Regions from separate parts of the Mus musculus genome. Here region 1 is linked to region 2. Evidence: chromatin loops called from intact Hi-C (ENCODE). Cell type or tissue: left cerebral cortex. All regions are shown on one strand. Links, peaks and the distances in the headings refer to the core of each region. The heading gives the core; the rest is flanking DNA.

The links. Hi-C counts contacts between places; a loop is a spot of excess contacts. Peaks named below come from ENCODE experiments on the same cell type or tissue, not always from the same donor. Only the 100,000 strongest peaks of a DNase experiment are listed, where the experiment ranks them.
Region 1: a loop joins it to region 2, with 2.3 times the contacts of the local background. A loop is called at or near these places in 2 of 42 quality-filtered maps.

The regions. Positions count from the first base shown.
Region 1 is chr5:92,861,922-92,871,649 of GRCm38, forward strand. All of the region lies in intron 2 of Shroom3 (shroom family member 3), which reads left to right. Among named protein-coding and RNA genes, the nearest start is that of Mir1961, 78 kb to the left of the region's middle. In left cerebral cortex, for the core only: no CTCF peak of the experiment used is centred there; DNase peaks (open chromatin) are centred at 4,225 and 7,959.
Region 2 is chr5:92,804,272-92,813,999 of GRCm38, forward strand. All of the region lies in intron 2 of Shroom3 (shroom family member 3), which reads left to right. Among named protein-coding and RNA genes, the nearest start is that of Mir1961, 21 kb to the left of the region's middle. In left cerebral cortex, for the core only: no CTCF peak of the experiment used is centred there; DNase peaks (open chromatin) are centred at 4,907, 6,300, 6,882, 7,654 and 1 more place; H3K27ac peaks cover 213 bases.

The sequences.
Region 1 (9,728 bases), core at 1,187-9,186, 58 kb after region 2:
ATCGGTTCTCTGTACAGCAGCACACTTCACAAATACCAGCAGCTAAAGTGTGAGGGGAGGTGCTGTCTGAGCCATTGGCTACTGCTGCCTCCGTTGCCCTCCTCTCAAGCCACAAGCCTGGAGTCTGATCCCTTGCCCATCAGCATCCCCAGAGGACCCATCCTTGAACATCAGAAAGCATCAGCCAGTTGTTCCTGAGAGGCTGTGAATGGTGGTCCCTGGCTCGTGTGCTGTTTGCATTCTTACTGGGCAACAGGATGGCCACAGAAAGGCTGTCTCTATCCACGCCCAGCAAAACTCACACAGAAATCTCCGAAGAGCCTACTAAAATAGCCAAGCCTTTGTCAAAACAGCCATAAAGGATCTTCAGGTTTTTTGTTCTGTTTCTGTCTATGTAAGCGGCACTGGCTTAGGACACAGCTTCACTTAAATGAGGTTCATATGTTTCCCTGCCCTTAGCTGGGTGCTAGGGGAGACTACACAGAGGCACACAGTCTCACGCTGCTTGGTACCTAAACCCACAAAGACTTGCGCTTTTTCATTATACCAAGTTCTGTTGCGTCAAATCATTCTTCCTGAAACATGAAACATGTCTGGTATTCTTACCACTTAAGATAGCAAGTATGGATCTGTTCCATACCAAGAAATCCCTCAGTACTCTTGACACCAACTGGGTATCCTTCAGTTCAACTCATTCCTGACACAATCTACCCAGGGTTAACAACAGAGCCTATGAGTTAATAGCTCACTCCCTGTTAGGGTTGGATATGGTATATCTTTCATGAGTTTATTTGAAGACTTGGTCCTCAGTGGGACGGGATTGGTGGTGTTGGGACCTTTGAGAGATGGAGTCTTATGGGAGATGAATAGGTTATTAGCCATGTGCCCTTGAAAATAATTAAGTTCATTTTCTTGGGACCCTATGGAGCGTGACTGGTTACAGACATGAAAAACTGGCCTGTGCTTCTTCTCTGTCCTTGTAATTTCTCCCTCTTGTGCTCACTATGATGAGGTCAGAATGCCATCAGCCATGATGGGATATGGCCCAGCATTTGTCCTTCAGAAGCCAAGCACATGGAGCCACCTGATCTATGCTTACAGCCCCCCAAACTAGGAACTAAATAAATAAATCTCTTTTAAAATACATACACACACACATATGTATCGGTGGTGCTGGAGACATGGCTCAGAAGCTAAGGTCACTTGCTGCTCTTCCAGGAAACCAGGGTTTGATTCCCAACACACGTCCAGCAGCAGCCTGCCTGCCTGTTTCGTGCTGACAACGCCTGACTTGCGGCAGCACTTATTAACCCCATCACCTGCTGTCCTAAAACACTGCTTCTTTCATCCTTTGAACCAAACTTCCAGGTTTTTCACTTTATCACCTTCCAGCCTTTGAGGACAGCCATCGCCTCATGCCAAACCTTGTCTTTTCCAAGTTGGAGTCCTTCATCTATTACTCTTACAGGGCACAGAGTCCTGGGCTGTTAAGAACCGTCTTTCTGCTCATGCAGTTGGCTGAGTTGCTCCCATTGCTCTCAGACTGTGGCATCAGGAACAGGAGAGGACAGCCACTCCCCTCGTTCTGCCTGGTATCTCTCTACCAGGTGTGCTAACCTGGTTTCAGCCAGCTCTTTAAAACAAGGAAAACCAAAGGACTTTCTTTCTTTTCTTTTTTCTTTCTTCTTCTTCTTTTTTTTTTTTTTTTTGAAAAGTTTATTTTGAAAAATGGGTTTGGGGGTATCTTTTGTTTTGTTTTGCTTGTTTTGTTTCCTGCCAGCTATAACACAGAAGAAAAGGACTGGTCATGGGTTTTTCATTTGGCATATTGTGACATCCTATGTCTCCAACACACTTTTTGGTAATTGTATTTAGCTATTCATCTCATCTGTAATATAGGAATTATATAAAAGATATTGTTTAAGTTTTCCTAAGTACAGAGTAAAAACACTGATATGCCCAAAGCCAGGGTGTATTTCAAAAGACAAAGAAATAAAACATTGTGGTGTGTTCTTTATGCAGGTGACAATGTGGCATGTTCTTTATGTGGGTGACCCTGTGGCATGTTCTTTATGTGGGTGACACTGTGGTGTGTTTCTTTATGCAGGTGACACTATAGCATGTTCTTTATGCAGGTGACACTGTGGAGTATTCTTTATTCTGGTTTCACTGTGGCATGTTCTTTATGTGGGTGACACTGTGGTGTGTTCTTTATGTGGGTGACCCTGTGGCATGTTCTTTATTCTGGTGACTCTTTGAAGCCCTTACCCTTGTTGCCTTCATGGAATTGTGCTTCTGTGCATTTCTGCCTCTCGCCTTGAAAGGACCCAGTTCTTCCCCCACAGCCCAGGATGTGGTACCCACTCCAGACCCACGTTAGCTCTGTAACTCTAGGAGTGAAAGTGAACAGATGGAGCAGCGATGACCTCAAGAGCTTTCTGCTGCTAGGACTGACTGTGTGTATGTAAGCTCTGGTTATGCCCTTAACAACTTCTCTGGAGGAGCCAGCTTATGTCAGGGGATGTATAAAGTCAGGGAAAATACACTGACAGGCTTGTATCTTTTTAAATTTTTTTTTTAAGATAAAGTCTCCTTTGGTCCAGGTTATCGTCAAACTTGCTATATAGCCAAGGATGACCTTGGATTTCTAATCCTCTTGCCTTTGTCTCCCACATCCTGGATTACAGATAGCCCCACACTACCCACTCAGTTTTATAATTTTATATAATTCTATGAATTGAACCAGGAGCCTTGTACATGTGAGGCAAACATTCTGTTAAGCCAGCTACATCTCCAGCCCCAACCTCCACCTTGTACCACTTTCTAAAAAGCATATATATGATTAGACCATCTGTGTAGGAGACTATTGCAGAAGGTTGTTACATGTAAGGGAACCACTGTTAAACAAACAGTGTCCCTTAATCATCACAGAATCTAATTTTTTTTTAAAAGGACAAAAATCATAAAGGCGAATGAATGTGAAATAAAGGCCAGCTAATTACAGTAGGGAATGTGTTGGATGAGAGTGGGTATGTGTAATTATATAGCAATTATGCTGGAAATATAATCACACGCCACCAGCTACTTAAACATTTCGCCAGGGAAAATGAATCTACCCTCAGCAGCTGCCCCTTCTGATCTCCAAGACCCACGCTGACTTTGTAAAATGTGTGATATGATTTCTTCTTAGAAAGGGTGACCTTTTCTTGGCCAATTACAGGGCACTGCTTTGAGGGATTGGAACCCGTGCTCAGAGGGATAAAAGGAAATGGAAACTTCTATTAGATGGAGATGATGCCAGGAGCAGTTCTTAAAAAAGAACAAAGTCAGTTTTAAAAAGATTTCCTAAATCAAAGGGCTGCTCTCTCTCAAATGCCAAGAAAAAGAAAAGCTGTTGTCAGTAGGGGCAGTCATTTGTCCGGGTCCCCAGGCCTCAGCCAATGCCAGTAAGAGACTTTGAGCGGAATCCTTTGAACTTATTGGGAGAAACGTACTACATAATCTTGAGCTAATATCCTAAAACAAAACAAACAACAACAACACACAATTAGATAAAAACATTTAGAAAGTCAGCAATGAAAAGTGATATGTAGGACCTGTACAAACACGCACACGCACACACAGGGGTGGGTGTCACAGGGCCACCTATGATAAACACAGCAGCAGTTGTTGGGTAGTCAGTTGGGTGGTCACCGTGACTGTAATTATCGCCTTGGCAAGCTGTACACTCTTGAGTGCACTTTGCCACAGCCATTTGTATTCGTCTGCTCGGACAAAGACCTTGTGGTTCAAACAAGAGAAATCCATTTGCGTCTTGTTCTGGAGTTGGCAAAGACCCTGTAGGACTTGGTTTCTGGTGAGGACTGTCTCCCTAGCTCACAGATGGCTGGTTCTCACCATGTCTCCACCTGACTTTTCCCAGTTAAATGCACTTGGAGGGGACGGGGATTTAGGTCTGTAGTTTATATTTCTTTCTTTCTTGTTGCTGGGGATCCAACCCAGTGTTTTCATGCCTGCTGGGCAGCACTCTTGCTGTGAGCTACAGCGTCAAGCTAAGTGTCTCTACTTGTAAGCGCACTGATCATTCTGACCAGGGCCCTGTCCTTACAATCTCATTTAACCTCTTTCTCTTCGTGTACATGTATGCATGCACAAAGACATGTGTAGGTACATGCACATGAGGGCCAACTTCAGGGGCCACTTCTCAGGAGCCATTCAAATTTTTTCCTTTTTGAGGCAGCCTCTACTCGTCGGGACCTTGATAAGTAGGTCAAACTGCTGGGCCACGGAGGCTCACAAATCCACCTGTCTGTGGCCCCTCCACCCCCACACTGGGTTCATAAATGCTCTCAACCACCAAGTTTTTGGCTTCTTTTAAATTTTTATTTTATTTATTTAAAAAATATTTATTTATTTATTTATTTATTTATTTATTTAATGTATGTGAGTACACTGTTGCTGTCTTAAGACACACCTAAAAGAGGGCATCCGATCCCATTACAGATGGTTGTGAGCCACCATGTGGTTGCTAGGAATTGAACTCAGGTCCTCTGGAAGAGTAGTCAATGCTCTTAACCACTGAGCCATCTCTCCAGCCCTGGCTTCTTTTTTAAACATGGGTCCTGAAGATCAAACTCAGGTCTTTGTGTGCTAAAGCTATCATCCTAGTCCCTTGGTTTCTTATTAGGGCCTCTTTCCCCCAAATATAAGTACAGTGGGAATTAGGGCTTTGATACTTTTCGTGGGTAGGGGTACAAACCTTTAGGTAGTAAAACCGTCTCATAATAAAGCCGTCAGTCTAGAACTCCTGTGCTTGGCAGAGGGCCGAGCTTCCTGTACACATGCCCGTCCACAGAAGTGCCTTGAGTAAGGTTAGCTTACAGGAAGTGGAGAAACCTAAAAGGTAGCGTTGCATTTTCTGCTCAGTCTATAAACATATTAGTTGTCCAAGCCATTGGGCATCAGCACGGAGACCTCTACACTGCAGATTCACTCGAACCCCTGAAGGTCACTTTAATAGCCAGGCTGCCTGAGAGTGATATCTCACCATAAGCTATAGCTCTGGAACACTAGGCATCCACCTAGCCAGTCAGGCACTGGCCAAGGGAGCTTCACACCTCCCACTTTGCTGTCCCTGAACTTCTGCCCGATTATAGTTGTAGAGGTGGTCAGTGCCGTTATGGTGGGATTGAAAATGTTTTGTAGCGTCCACCTTGCACATTCCTGCTTGTACCAGGCCTCTGAATTGCCAGGCAGGATTCAGAATGCCACATGCCAGCTTGGAGATCCAAGGATGAATTGACTGTTTTAGGATGAAAAGGCACACGGTCACTTCTGTATATGGTAAGCAAAGACAGATTCCTCCTGTGCTGGCATTTGGGTTTGATGCTTTAATAATTTGAGCCTGGTAAACAGAAAACAGGGCTCACAGACAAGAAAGATGGCTCTGCGGAGCTAGAGACAGCTGGATGGATAGGAAGGTAATCAGGGAAAAGCTAAAGATAACCATGCTGATCATAAATCTGCCACAAGGGTCAGACAGGGGGTCAGGAGGCTGGATTAGAGGCAGGGGTCACTGTGCTGACTTTAGGACTTCCATCCTAATTCTGACATCTGGTCAGCCTCCTTCATCGTGCTTTCTGGCTCCAGATATCTGGAGGGTAAACATGTATACTTGAAAACACTTGCTGGATACAAACACGTTACAGGTGACATAGAGTAGCTTCGACTGTGAGGTCCTTGAGAAGTAGGTCAGCCAGTGTCCCATGCCACAGGCTTTCCTAACCTGTGCTGTGTCACATGACCAATAAAATTTGCCCAGCAACTTGGCAGTTTTAATATTTGTGATTTGCTTTGCTCCCAGGAGGCCAGGCCCTCCCGAAGAGAGGTACCAGGATCCTGTGTTTACACAGGATGTGAGACACAATTTGCTTTTTCTTTGCATATTTTGCATATCTGACAATATCAACTAATAATCTAATTTTTTTTTTCTTTTTTTTTTTTTTTTTCGAGACAGGGTTTCTCTGTGTAGCCCTGGCTGTCCTGGAACTCACTTTGTAGACCAGACTGGCCTTGAACTCAGAAATCCGCCTGCCTCTGCCTCCCGAGTGCTGGGATTAAAGGCGTGTGCCACCACACCTGGCAATAAGCTAATTTCTTGACCCATGTAGTCCAGGCATTCTGGAGGGTGGTACTAGGAAACAAGCATGGAGCAAAATATTGGGGAGTGGGACACACACACACACACACACACAAATGAGGATGGGAGGAAGTTGGCAGAAAGGGCCATGCATCATACTCTACTAATTCTGAATAGGGCTTTTATTTTAAGTATTACTTCTAAAGTAAGATTGAACCCCTTTGGTTCTGATGCTAGGGAAAGAGCTAATACTATGCAAAGTAGTTCGACTAACTGAAAAACATTGACATACTGTCTGGTTTCTCTTTAGTCTGGCTGCCATTTCTACTACTATCTAACTGAGCTGCCAGGCTTAGGAACCCTGTAGTGTGGGTTTTCCATGTGACAGACTCTGTTTTAGAACTTGGCACAGGTCTCACTATGTAGCTCTGGCTCTCCTTAAGTTCAGTATAGAAATCACTTTGACCTTGAATTGACAGATATCCACTCTCTGTCTCCTGAGTATTAGGATTAAGGGTGTGGAACACCACACTGGGCTGGTGTGAAATTTTCCGTGTGGGCATCATTAATATCTTAGACTAGGTAGGCCTTTGTTGCCCAGGAACAGGGGCTGCCGCAGGCATTGCACACTACTTAGGAGTATCCCTGATTTCTATAATTGATACCATCCCAGCTGTGACAAGCCAAGTGTCTCTATGCAGAATGTCACTTAGAATCAAAATTGCCCCTGGCTGCGAACCACTCTTAAAGACATGGTTTTTTGTGGGATGTCATATATGGAAAAAGTGTGAGCCAGAGAGTCCTTTTACCTTCATTCCTGTTTTTGTTTATTGAACCTTTTTAAGTGCCATGAGTTGTGCTGAGATGTAGAGATACAAGAATAACAGAGAAGGAAACTTACAAAGAAACAAATTACCAATCAGAGAGGTAAATACAGTGACACATCCATGCAGAGGGACTGGGGACATGTATTCCTCATGGTCAAGGACAGGGAGATGCTTGCAAGCAATTTCTGGGGACATGAAGGGTTTCCAGGGAATGGGGAGAGTTGGGAGAAGGGCACAGACTACTTCATGTGCCCCGTAGTTCTCAACCCTCCTAACTCTGCAACCCTTTAATATAGTCTCTGATGCTATGGTGACCCTCCCCCCACAGAATTTATTTTGTTGCTACTTCATAACTGTAGTTTTGCAGGAGTAGTATGAATTGCAACATAAATATTTTGGGTGACAGAGTTTTGCCAAAGGGGTCGAGACCCACAGATTGAAAACTGCTGTTCTAAGTGGTGGGACACCACAGGAGGGATTGATTCGATTGAGAGTATGAGTGTTTTTATTAAAGCCAACTGCTTGGCTAAGTGTGCGGAGAATGGATGTTTGCAAAGGTGTGACAGTGTGACCTGTGCTATAGGAGGTGAGAACAAGCAAAGGAGAAAGGGGAGTGCCATCCTGGTTGGCATCAGTGCCAGTGTGGTCATTTGCCTGTGAGAAGTGTCCAGTGAGAGGAACCATTGTCTATGGTAGCCTATTAACCCACCTCCACTTTATGCATAAGGAAGTCGAGGCTCAGAGAAGAAGGATCATCAATCAGTGCACAGTGACAGCAGTGGGCAGAGGACTTGGGGCTTGTTCACCTGACTTCCGGCCTGTCACACTGTGTGCTTTGGTTGAGTGTGGTGAAAGCCGGCAAGAAGATGCCTCCATTCAGAAAGAAAAGTAGACATGGGGACGGTTGGCTTTTATGCCTGGCAGATGCTCAGTCATTGGAGAAGGGAGATGTGATTTTAATGCAAACGGTGCCAATATATTTACATATCTTCTTTTCCCTGTGTTCTATATCAGGGAGGGCAAATAGCTCTCCAAGCGTCAGATGCAAATGCCGCCCATGCGAGCTGCAGTTTCGGCTTCTTCTCAGGTTCTGTAGGAACAAGCGAAGGCTTGAGGCTCCACTGTGCATTGTTCTGCTTCTGTATCTAAATGTTCTCCTTGTCTCTCTCTCTAGACGCAGAGCCCAGGGCAAAGTTGTAATAGACGCCTGTCAAATGATTCAGTGATTTATGTAATATTTTAGCCTCAACATTAAATCTTAGGTCAACAAGCTGACACTCAGCTCTGCTGTCCGAAGATACTAATTTGACTAAAACCAGGAATGGCCATAGGAAGAAAAAAAGGAAAGAAATTACTGGGCTTAAGGTAGACACTTACGGGTGTGGCTAAGATCCCTCTGTGACTTTCCCGTAGGGTTGCTCTTTAACTTTTCCTTCTCCAAATCTCCTCTTCAAAGCTCCTAGAAAAATCAAGGTATCATAACGCAGGTTTACTTATATTTTTAGAATGTAGCGTCACCTTCCATCTCACTGTGGGAAGAGACAGATCTGGGTCTGGATGAAGACCCAGGACTCTCTCCAGTTTCCCCCAGCTGCTTACATGTGTTAGCTGTGCATTCGAGGCTCCAACTCACACAGACCACACTGCTGAGGCTCTCGACCTACAGAATTGGACGGGACTTGATCTGGACTCTATGTTCCAGGAAGAGTGAATATACCAGAAAGCTTGTAGGCAGCCCCTCATCTCCCATCTGTGCTTTTCCACTTGGGCTGTAGCCACAGGGAAGCCATGGGAGTATTTCTGGTGTATCTATGGTACCAGAGTCCACTTACGGGTCCCAAAGCAGGGCTTGCTACTGAGTTCCGCCTTAGAAACTCTAATTGGGCAGTAGCTTGCTTTAATCATATTGCTCATACTCAGTTCAATTTTTAAAAACACATTTTTAAATTAAAATTTTAAAAAATCCTTTGAAAAAGGATCTTATCTAAACTTTAACTGCAGATAACCTGAATATCACTCCAGGTTAAACTAATATTACCCTCGGCCATACTCTATTCACAGACCAGATCTGTTTGAGGTACTTCTCTTGGCAGTTTCTGATAACCCAGTTAGTTGTATAGTGCATCCTAAGTGTCCCCATGTCCTAGACTGTTTTCGATTGCCATGATAAAGACCCTGAGCAAAAGCAACTTGGGGAGGAAAGGGTTTATTTGGCTCACACATCTCAATCACAGACCATCAATGAAGGGAACTCAAGGCAGGAATCTGGTGGTGGGAACTGAAGCAGATGCCACGCAGGAAAACTGTTTACTGGCTTGCTCTCCACAGCTTGCTCAAGGATAGCAACTGCCCACGTTGGGCTGGGCCTTAACACATCAATCATTAATCAAGAAAATACACCAGAGACTTGCCCACAGGGTAATCAGATGCAAGCATTTTCTCAGTCGAGTTTCCTTCTTCCCAGATGGTCCAAGTTTGTACTAAGGTGACAAAAACCAATTAACCTAACTAACTAACTAACTAACTAACTAGCATATGAAAAGAAAAAAAAGGACATGCTAGCTCTTAGTTCAAGGCTTGTGAAAAGCACCACAGTTCCTGGTACATGATACACGCTTAGTAGGTACATTTGTTCCTCTGAGAGTCCTACTAGAGACCAGAAAATCTCCTTGCTTGTTTCCATCCTTCCTCCCTCCCTTCCTCCCTTCCTCCCTCCCTTCCTTCCTTCCTTCCTTCTTTCTTTCTTTCTTTCTTTCTTTCTT
Region 2 (9,728 bases), core at 1,058-9,057:
AAAAATCTGACTCCTTCAGACACTCTGGAGTTCTCCAACAAATACAGTTTCCTATGAGGGTAAAAGAAAATGGACTGGAAGAGACCAGATGAGCTCACCAGGTTCCTCTCCCAGCTCCATGGTCAGTTTCCTTTCAGCTGGGAGCCTGCATGTGAGCGCTCCCGAAGTTCAACTGAGCTCATTCTGAAAGCCACCACGGTTGGAACCGAAGCCTTTTCTCAGCTGCACATCATCATTCCCGTGGCCCTTGTCACTCTCACTATTGTGATCCATTTGACAATGCTTCTGTCTTCCACAGACACAGCACAGCAGCTGGGGGAGTGGCTAAGTTGGTGACAGGCACCGGAGCATGAAGACGGATCCTAAGCACTTAGGAAAAACCTATGCATCTGTTAGCCAGTGCTTGGGGTTGGGAACAGAGACATGCAGGGCCTTGGGAACTCATCTGGGGTCAGTGAGAGACAGGATCTTAAAAAAGAAAGAGGGAGGTAGAGAGTAACCAAGGAAGAGTACTGGACATAGACTTTTGTTGTTGGTTTTGTTTTTGTTTTTCAAGATAGGGTTTCTCTATGTAACCCTGGCTGTCCTAGAACTCACTCTGAAAACCAGGCTGGCCTCTAACTCAGAGATCTGCCTTCCTCTGCCTCCCAAGTGCTGGGATCAAAGGTGTGCGCCACCACTACCACTCCCCAGCTAGACATAGCCTTCTTGCTTTCACATACACTCATACCCACACACCCACATGAATATGTCTATGTGTGCACACACAAACACATACACACACTGTGAATTCTATAAGTGATATGTGAAAAATATTTCTTCTGAACCTTTTACTGATTTTTTTTTGTTTTTGTTTTGTTTTGCTTTGTTTTTGTTTTTCGAGACAGGGTTTCTCTGTGTAGCCCTGGAACTCATCCTGTAGACCAGGCTGGCCTCAAACTCAGAAATTCGCCTGTCTGCCTCCCAAGTGCTGGGATTAAAGGCATGTGCCACCACTGCCCGGTCTGATTTTTTTTTTTTAAATAATGCCTAATCTACTGAATAAGCATCTAATATAAGCCAGCAATTGCTGTATGTACCCAGGACTCAAACACAATAACCAAGCATGCTTGTCCTAAAGAAGCTGACATTCTTGTGAGCACAGGCAACAGGCAGTACATACAACATGCAGACAGTTACATGTGGACTGTGCATAGCATGTTAGAAGTTGGCCAATGCTCTAGAAAAAGGAAAGCAGATCAGATGCCAAGAGGCTTTTTCTGTCTCCCCCATTCATAAAATTCCTTACGTTCCACCAGAGAGTATTAAGAACAAACTTCTCATTTTCAAAAAACCTACTGACGGACAGGTCTTTGAGCTTTGGGAATATGTCATAAGCATGCAGTCAAGAGGGCTGACAGGCATCCAAATCCACCTTACATACAAACTCCACCTGCCCCCAACTCCTAGAGAAAGGTAAACGTGCTGAGTTCAGCCAAAGAGGAGAAAGCGAGTGAAGCAGCCAGGCTTTTGCTCTTGGTGCAGCTTTCCCACCGAGGACCCTCAACTCTAATTGTAAACGGGCACCCCGAGGGACCTGTGCAAATCATTAAGGAAAATCCTTCAGTCGAGGCCGTCCATCACAAGGTAACATGAAACTCTCCAGCCTTTCAGTTTGTTTTTGAAAAGGTGCTCGGAAAATAGGGTATGCCACAGTCCAGGGGCTACTGGCTTTTAGGGAAAAGGAAAAATAAAAACATCATATTCTGTCAAAGACTCACCTAGGTGCGCCATCATGCCCGGCTTGTGAGAGCAGGTCTTACCTGAGCTATGGTTGGTGGGCAGGGAAGCAAGCAGTCCTGTGTGTCCGGTTCCTCTGCTAAATGAAGAAGATTCCTATACATTCCAATGTGAGAAGCTTGTCTGTATCAAAGTTGTTTATGGTGACTGTGAAGGGTGTCTGTACTTGATAACTTTCCATTGCTATAACTAAATACAGTCCAGTCCACCTGGCATCCTGAGTGCTGAGATTAAAGGTGTGTGTCACCATGCCAGCCATAAAAATTAATTTATATTAGTATAAATTTATGAAAATTAGTACAATATTATCTTTTAGTAATATAACATTAATGGAGATATATTAATATGAATTTGTATTAATATAAATATAATATATGTAAACATATATGTATATAATAACTACCCTCTTGAGAACTTCATTAATGCTTTTCAAGGTAGGACTCCCAGTGGCTCAGTCCATTACTTTAGTCTATTAGACTCTTCCTAAGACTCTTCCTGAAACGTGCATGTGCGCACACACACACACACACACACACACACACACACGCACGTGCACTCATACATACTTGTGCATGTACATACACGTACACCCCCCAACACACACACCAGGATTATCACTCTGAAGGCAGCCTCTGACTCACAAGCTCTGAGAGACACATACTCTATGAGAGCCACAGCTACCTGACTGGAGGACCCCAGGCTTTGGTGTCCCGCCTGTGAGAGACAACCTGACTACCTATGACTACTGAGAGTGAAGAGACACACTCTGTTGCCTTTGGTTGTGATGAAGGAGGGGAGAACAGCCCTTTCTCTAAGGGATTGTGTTGAGTGGGTTACTGATATTATCATCCCCAGTCCCCACATCAGATAGGTGTCCATATCAGAGAAAAAGAAACGGAGGCATTTAGCAGGTTGTGTGGCGTCACTAGTGAATGTCAGTCTGAATCACAGGGGGTGTGTGGGCTTTGGGGTCATCTCCCACAGGAGACCCGCCTGTTCCCTGCTGTTCCTTGCCCTACATGCTATTAAATGCTTAACAGGTTACTCTTACCTTCCTCGTTTTTAAGGTTGGACTAGTAATTACAGTGTTATACTGATGATTCAAGACCGTCACTATGGCACACACGGTGACAACTGTGGTGAACTACAGGTTTAACCACAAGCAATTGTTGTTGCTTTTGTAGTGGACCAAAGTCAGAGGTCACATGCTGCGATCTCCTTCTGTGATGGGGCAACCCCCACCATCACCACACCCACTGGAGGCTTAACCCAGAACCTCACACATGCTAAGCAAGCTCTCAACGTAAGGGAGCTATGGCCAACAGAGCCAGACTAGCAGGCCATGGCTGTTGACTTGAGAGGATTTGAGCCCCCTTCAACCCCACCCCACCCCTGGGAATATTGTTGTTTGAGGAATGGCATTCCCACTAGAAGGCTGCTGGGGAGAGACAGATATCAGCCATAACCACTGGTCATTCTGCACCCTGGAGTTGGAGATGAGGACTTGGTCAGCAAGCGGGAAGCTGTAAAATTGGACACATTCAAGATTAATCAGAACCTGGATGCTCTTGAGCTCTGACAGACCAGGGTTAAGAAGGGGGTACTACTCAGACGTGGCCCTTGAGGAGGCCATAAGATAGGGAAAGGAAAACAAGACCATTTTTGGTTTGTTTTGACAGGGCTTCTTGGTGTAGGCCTGGCTGTCCTGGAACTTGCTTTGTTGACCAGGCTGGCCTTGAACTCATAGAGAGATCTGCCTGCCTCTGAATGCTGAGTTTAAAGGCTTGTGCCACCACACCCAGCTCAACTTCGCCTTTCTAAAAGGAAAGGTAGGAGTAGGTTGTGTGTGTGTGTGTGTGTGTGTGTGTGTGTGTGTGTGTGTGCGCGCGCGCGCGCGCATATGTGTTTGCTGGGAATCCAACTCCACCTTTCTCACTCTGGCTGAACAAGTATTGTATCACTAGGCTATCCCCCCACCCCAGAAGGCTGGTTTTTGTTTTTTGTTTTTGTTTTTTCCAAAGTAAGACTATCTCTATAATGCAAAACCTACCAGAAGTTCTCTTTTTCTGATAAGATTTTTATCAGACTTATCTGGTTGCCCCAACCAGAGCTCTGATTGTAACCTACTTGCATCCCACTCCTTGCATTTCACAGTAAGAGCTAAAAGTAGCTCTGGGGGTCGAGTGGTCAGGAGAGACAAACGGTGCAGAGAACGTCTTTAAGTGATCTTTCTCTCATCTCTGAAGCACACTGACATCTTGGGGACACTTTAGACTTTCCCCGTGTCTGAACTGTGCTTGCTACGGAGTGTGCCTTGCGATGTCTTGTGAGAGCGGTAGGGCATCTGCACGTTTGTTCCGTTTCCTCTCACCTAAGAAATAATCTGAAATCAATCTCCATTCTTTTTCAAGGAAGTTCATGAATTGTCTGTGAAATTTCAATGTTCCCTACATACACACACACACACACACACACACACACACACACACACACACACACCATAGCATCCCAGACAAATGAAAAGCCATTTGCATACCCAGGAACTCAGGCGCACTTGGTTTTTTTTTTTCTGTGTGCGCTGTTCTCTCTTTCTTTGTGTCTATGGTTACTGTTAAGCTGACCCCTACAGTCTGGGGCAAATACCAAACTTGAATCAAGCGCTGCCTAGCCATACAGCTGCAAAGGATTGCCATTTCAAGGGCGTACAATGGCTTCAGCTGGCTGGGTTTTAGGGTGTCCGGGACAGCCCTGCCCACAGTGGGATGCGGTGCCCACTTCGTTGGAGTTTTATCTGTTTTCACATCTGAGGTGATTTTTTTCCCCCTCCAATATTGGATTTCATTGTTCAGAACGGTGACTGTAAAAAGATCTTTCTTTGTATTTGTGTCTCCTTGTCTCCCAGTTTCTGTAAGAAAGTCTCGCTTGCAAAAAGCTGTAGCTAATAAAAAAAAAAAAATGGAGTTCCATCAGCTGCACAGGGATCTGGGCGTCCAGAACCAGGCAGAGGAGGCGAGAAAGAGCTTGGCCTTGCCTTCGTTGCACAGCGGGTTTGAGTGTTTGAGGACCCTGGGGCGGCGCCGTGGGCGGGCAGAGAGAGAGTTCTTTACCGGACAAACAGTTCTAAGGTGCCTGGAGCAGGGTTGCCCGCGGGCACGGTAGAAACCGGCTCTCTTGGTTCTAGCCAGTGAGCGGACGTCCCTGACATCAGGGGGCCTGCTCCTGTCAGCCAGGCCAGCAGGCGATTGGCTGGGGAGAGGCAGTAATTCGAACCGCCTTTGTACTTAGCTAATCAGGGCAGCGCAGGTTCCAGGAGCTGAGGTGCCTGGTGTCAGACACCTGTGTCTTAGCTCTGCCTCCCTAGAGCTGGCTCTCCAGCCTGCAGTCGGCCTCTGTGCCACCTGCCCAAGGCCCCAAGGCCGGGTGGACCAGCTCGACTGTGTGTCACGCCGGACAGACGCATCCAGCAGATCACTGAGGACAATGGAGATACCTGAGTTTCCACTTCTGTGAGGTAAGGTCTGTTTAAGTCGGTTATTTCTCCCCGACGTTACTTCTACAGTGATCTCGACAGAAATACCAGTATGGAGACTATAAACTAAGGAGAGACAGAGCCTTTCTGATGAAACCGACTTATCCAGCTGGCAGATATGCCAGTAAAGGGTGAGAGGGACCTAACAGATTGCAGCGACCCTCACCACGCCGTACACTTACTGCCACTGGATGAGAATTCACTCTGTGAGAGTAAAGGGACTTTTAATTAAAGCAAACAGATCTATATACCGACTTTTGAGAAAATGCAAACTGAGGCTGGACGACTTGGTGGCTCCAGGGTCTGACCTCCATGCTTCCTATTCTGATGTGAGCTGTTTTTCCGTTCTCTTTAGCTTCAGCTGGTGTGAAGGGAGGGCTCGTCTCGGTTCCAGGTTTATTCAGCACAGGTGACTTAGGGAGGGGATGGGACGGTATCACCGGGCTGGGGTGTGCCCCTCCCTGTGTTCCAGAAGTTAAGACTCAAACCAAGCATCTAAACTGGAGTAGTGAAGATGCTTAGGAATGGTGGGTCCTGTCTCTGCTTCCCACAAGTCCTTCCAGGACCATCCTAAGTTAGAGCACTTGTTATCTGAGGAGTTGGTGAAAAGATTCTCGGGTTCGAAACCAGTGCTGCCTGTCTTGCTCTGACTAGCAGGAGGTAGTTTAATCTCGGGTTTTAATTTGTTTTTAATGAAAATAGTTGACAAATAGGTAGGGGTCCTTTTATAAGTCAAGGGATCCTCAAGTGATGTTGAGCCCTTCCATGAAGGGAGCTGTTTACCAGTTCCCAGAGACTCTAGTCAAGTAGTATAAACCACGGTGGGGAAGAGAGATGAAGGCAGAGGAAGGTGAGAAGCTTCAAGCAGAAACGCTATGTTAATCATCCCGCCATGTGCCTTCTCCAGCGGTTTAATCAGTTGGAGTTTCCCATCTGTGCTGTTAGCTAGCCTATCTTTATAAAAGCATTTCTCTGTAGCAGCAACGTGCAGGTAATGAATGTAAATACTAAATACGACTGCTTTGACTGGGAAAAGCCCTAGCAGTGACATCACTTGTCAGGTAAGATGTCACCGCCAACAGGCACATTGCTATAACATGTGTGCGTTTGGTTGATGAGAGTTTGGTATGTAGGTTGATGTGTAGGTAGTAAGATAATACCAGGTGCTGGGAGACTGGGAAGAAATGAGCACTGAAAGCAAAGTAGAGGATGAATTTTATTTTAAAATTCCACCCCTGGCTTATGAATTACGACCAAGAAAATGTAGAAATCAAAAGCGATGTCCAGAAATAAGGGTCGGTCAGTTTTGTATTGGAAGGAATCAATGCAATATTTAGTCAGTATTTAAAAAAAAATGTCACCATTAAAAATCTCAATGTTTTTAAAAGACACAGACAGGAGAAAGTCAATTGAAAAACTTTGTCTCTACATTTCAAACTGTGCTTAGAAAGTCCCTGTACATTTGTGCCGAGTAGGAGGGCACCAGAAATATATAACTGAACGCAATCAGTAGAGTAACTGGGGTGGACACATAGCGACTTCATTCCAAGAACAGTATCTTTAGAGAGCTAGATTGGGGGTGTGTGGGGATTAAGTATCTAAATTTATTGTTTCCCCGGAGACAACCATTTTTAAAAGTCTCCTTCCTGGAGCTGTGGAATGCCTGCTCACTCCCTCCTTGGCTGTGTGGTGCTGTGGACAGCACACAATGGAGCTCAATAGAACTGCCCAGCCCCCTCCCCACATGGTGCGCCCCACTGGCTGGCTTGAAAGGTTCAGCCCTATGAACAGAAGGCTACAGCTGGCAGATACTTCCTCTTAAACCACTTTCCTCTGCCTCTGCCGCGGTGCCTGCTCGTTGAGAGCAAGGGAGGCCCAGGAGTTCAGCTGAATAGCTGGCCAGAGTCCTCTGCGTGATTCAGCCAAGGCATCTGATAGGTAAACTGAGGTTCAGCCAGCCTGGACATAGCACCCCCCCACCCCCCCCCCACCCCCCCCCCCCCGCACACACACACACACACACCTGGACTTGATTAAAATGTCACCGACTGGCATCTGATTAGACCAAATCTTTCTAAGGCATGCTTTTATAAACAAACAAACAAACAAACAGACCACACAATAATTCAAATGGTTCTATTCTGGGATAGTTGGGAAATTGTCATCTCAGATGGGAGATTTTGGAAGGCAAAAGACCTAAGTAAGATGGACAGACTGGATTCTGGGGTGAAAGCCAAAGCCAAGGCGGCTGTGCATCTATGGCAAATCCACTAACCCCACAGACAGGAGAGCTCCCCCTCCCTCCCTTCCCCAGCCAGATGCACAGAAGGAAACTGGGACTTGGCTCTGCGGTCCCTGCATGGTCAGGTGAGCCCTGGCGACAGGCTCCAAGGACAACTTTGCTTTTGCACTGCAGGCCAAGAAAACTCTGGGATGGAATGTAAATGAACTCCACCCGAGAAGCTATGGCTTGCTTTGTTTTTTATTTTTTACTGGGTCCCAAAACTTCAGCATGAGCGTGAGCAGTACAGCTCGCCACCTGGGACTGTGAAGCCTTCGGGTCAGCACTGGGAGACAGCCACACAGGTGGTGGGCTCAGGAGCTGGACGCCAAGGGGAGGCGAGCAGCCAGCTTCTGCCCTTATCTTTTGCTTCTTGGTAGCTGAGGGTTTAGTGACCTTACTTTTAGGCCACAATTTCTCAGTTGCTCATTAATCACGCCTCACTGACTTCTTCATCTGATAGCAGGTAGGTCAGGATCATTATCCAACTTTGGAAGACAGAGAAAGGGACAAAGCAGAGTGATTTGTTCAGTTATGATAACAAGGTGGAATAAAACAAACCAGCCACTTCTCTTCCTCATGTAGCCCAAGTTGCCTCCAAACTTATTAAGTGGCTGAAGATGACATTGAACTTGCCTCTGAAAGTAGAGATAACAGGCCTGGGTCCTGGCGCGCTCTCTCTCTCTCTCTCTCTCTCTCTTTCTCTCTCTCTCCCTCCCTCCCTCCTTCCTCCCTTTCCTCTCTCTCTCAACCTCTCTCTCCTTCCTTTCTTCCTTTCCTTTCTCTCTCTTTCTCACTCTCTCTCCTTCCTTTCCTTTCATTTCTCTCTCCTTCCTTCCTTCCTTCCCTCTCTCTCTTTTCTTTTCTTTCTTAAAAACAAAATTAGAAATTCTTCAACTTTTCTCTCCCCTAGCCCTTCTGTCCTGGCACTAAATCTGCTTCCATAAGAAGAGTACCGGTGTCCTGGTGTGAGGCAAAGCTTAAAGACAAATGATCGGTTACACTGGGGTGTGTCCTTGGGTGTATACACAGGTGTGCCCACCTGGAGCCACATCTAAGTGAGGTGACACCCTTCCCCCCAGCCCCCCCCCCCCAAAACATATGATCCTGTCATTTATAACAAATTTCCACCCGGGTCCCTTGACCAGAGAGGCCAACAGAGGAGCTGCGGGAGAGCCAGTCTGAAGGAGGCCTGGGGTGCTGTCTCTGAAGGTATGCCAGGAATGTTAATGGTATGCCTGAGTGGCGGGCTTCAGAGATCCGGCTTGGCCTGAGAACTGTTCTTGCGGCCATCTGTTGTGGCCTAGAAGTCTCATAGCAACGGTGGTGTCTCAAGAATGGAGCCCCCCCTCTTTGTAAATTAAAATTAACTAACACAAAACCCAAAATTGCTCCACTGCCCAAGAAGAATCAGGACAGGATTCAGATTCTTTCTGCAGAATGATGAGCGTTTCAGGAAGAAAAGCCCCCGCATCCTTAAATTCTGTTCTTTAAATGAGCAATTTGTACTTGCTTTTGAGGTCTTCATTTTTCCTCCCCAGGGGCAGAATGCTTTGCTTTTTTTTTTTTTAAGAAGGAAGTTTAAAACTAGTTGCTCGAAGCTGTGAGCAAAATAATTGGCAAAACTAAAAATATTGTTTGATTAAAAAAAAATGGTCAGAGTGTTGTGATTTCCTGGCATTTGTTGTTCTTCATAACCCAGTCAGCAGCTGAATGCCTCCCCACCCGCTTTGTAACAATATGAGCTTCTTAGCCTGGCCCTTTAATAGATGAAATGAACTTCAACAGATTAATTGTATTGTGACAGTATATGTGCCCAAGGAGGGAATTTCTTGAATCCGGGCAACTGTGGACCTCAGAAGGGAAAGAAGTAGTGGTTGCAGTTTAACATGTGCGCTGTCTCTGCTTTTGTCTCACTAGGGAAACCACTTTCAGGCCAATGTGTCAGATATCTGTAACTGGAGTTACAGACAGTTGTGAGCTGCCGTGTGGGTGCTGGGAATTGAACCCAGGTCCTCTGGAAGAGAGCAGCTAGTGCTCTTAACCACTGAGCCATCTCTCCAGCTCTCTGAGTATACACGTTTTTGAACACAGGGACATGTGCATCACTAAGTTGACTCCTGAAGTATGTTTATTCAG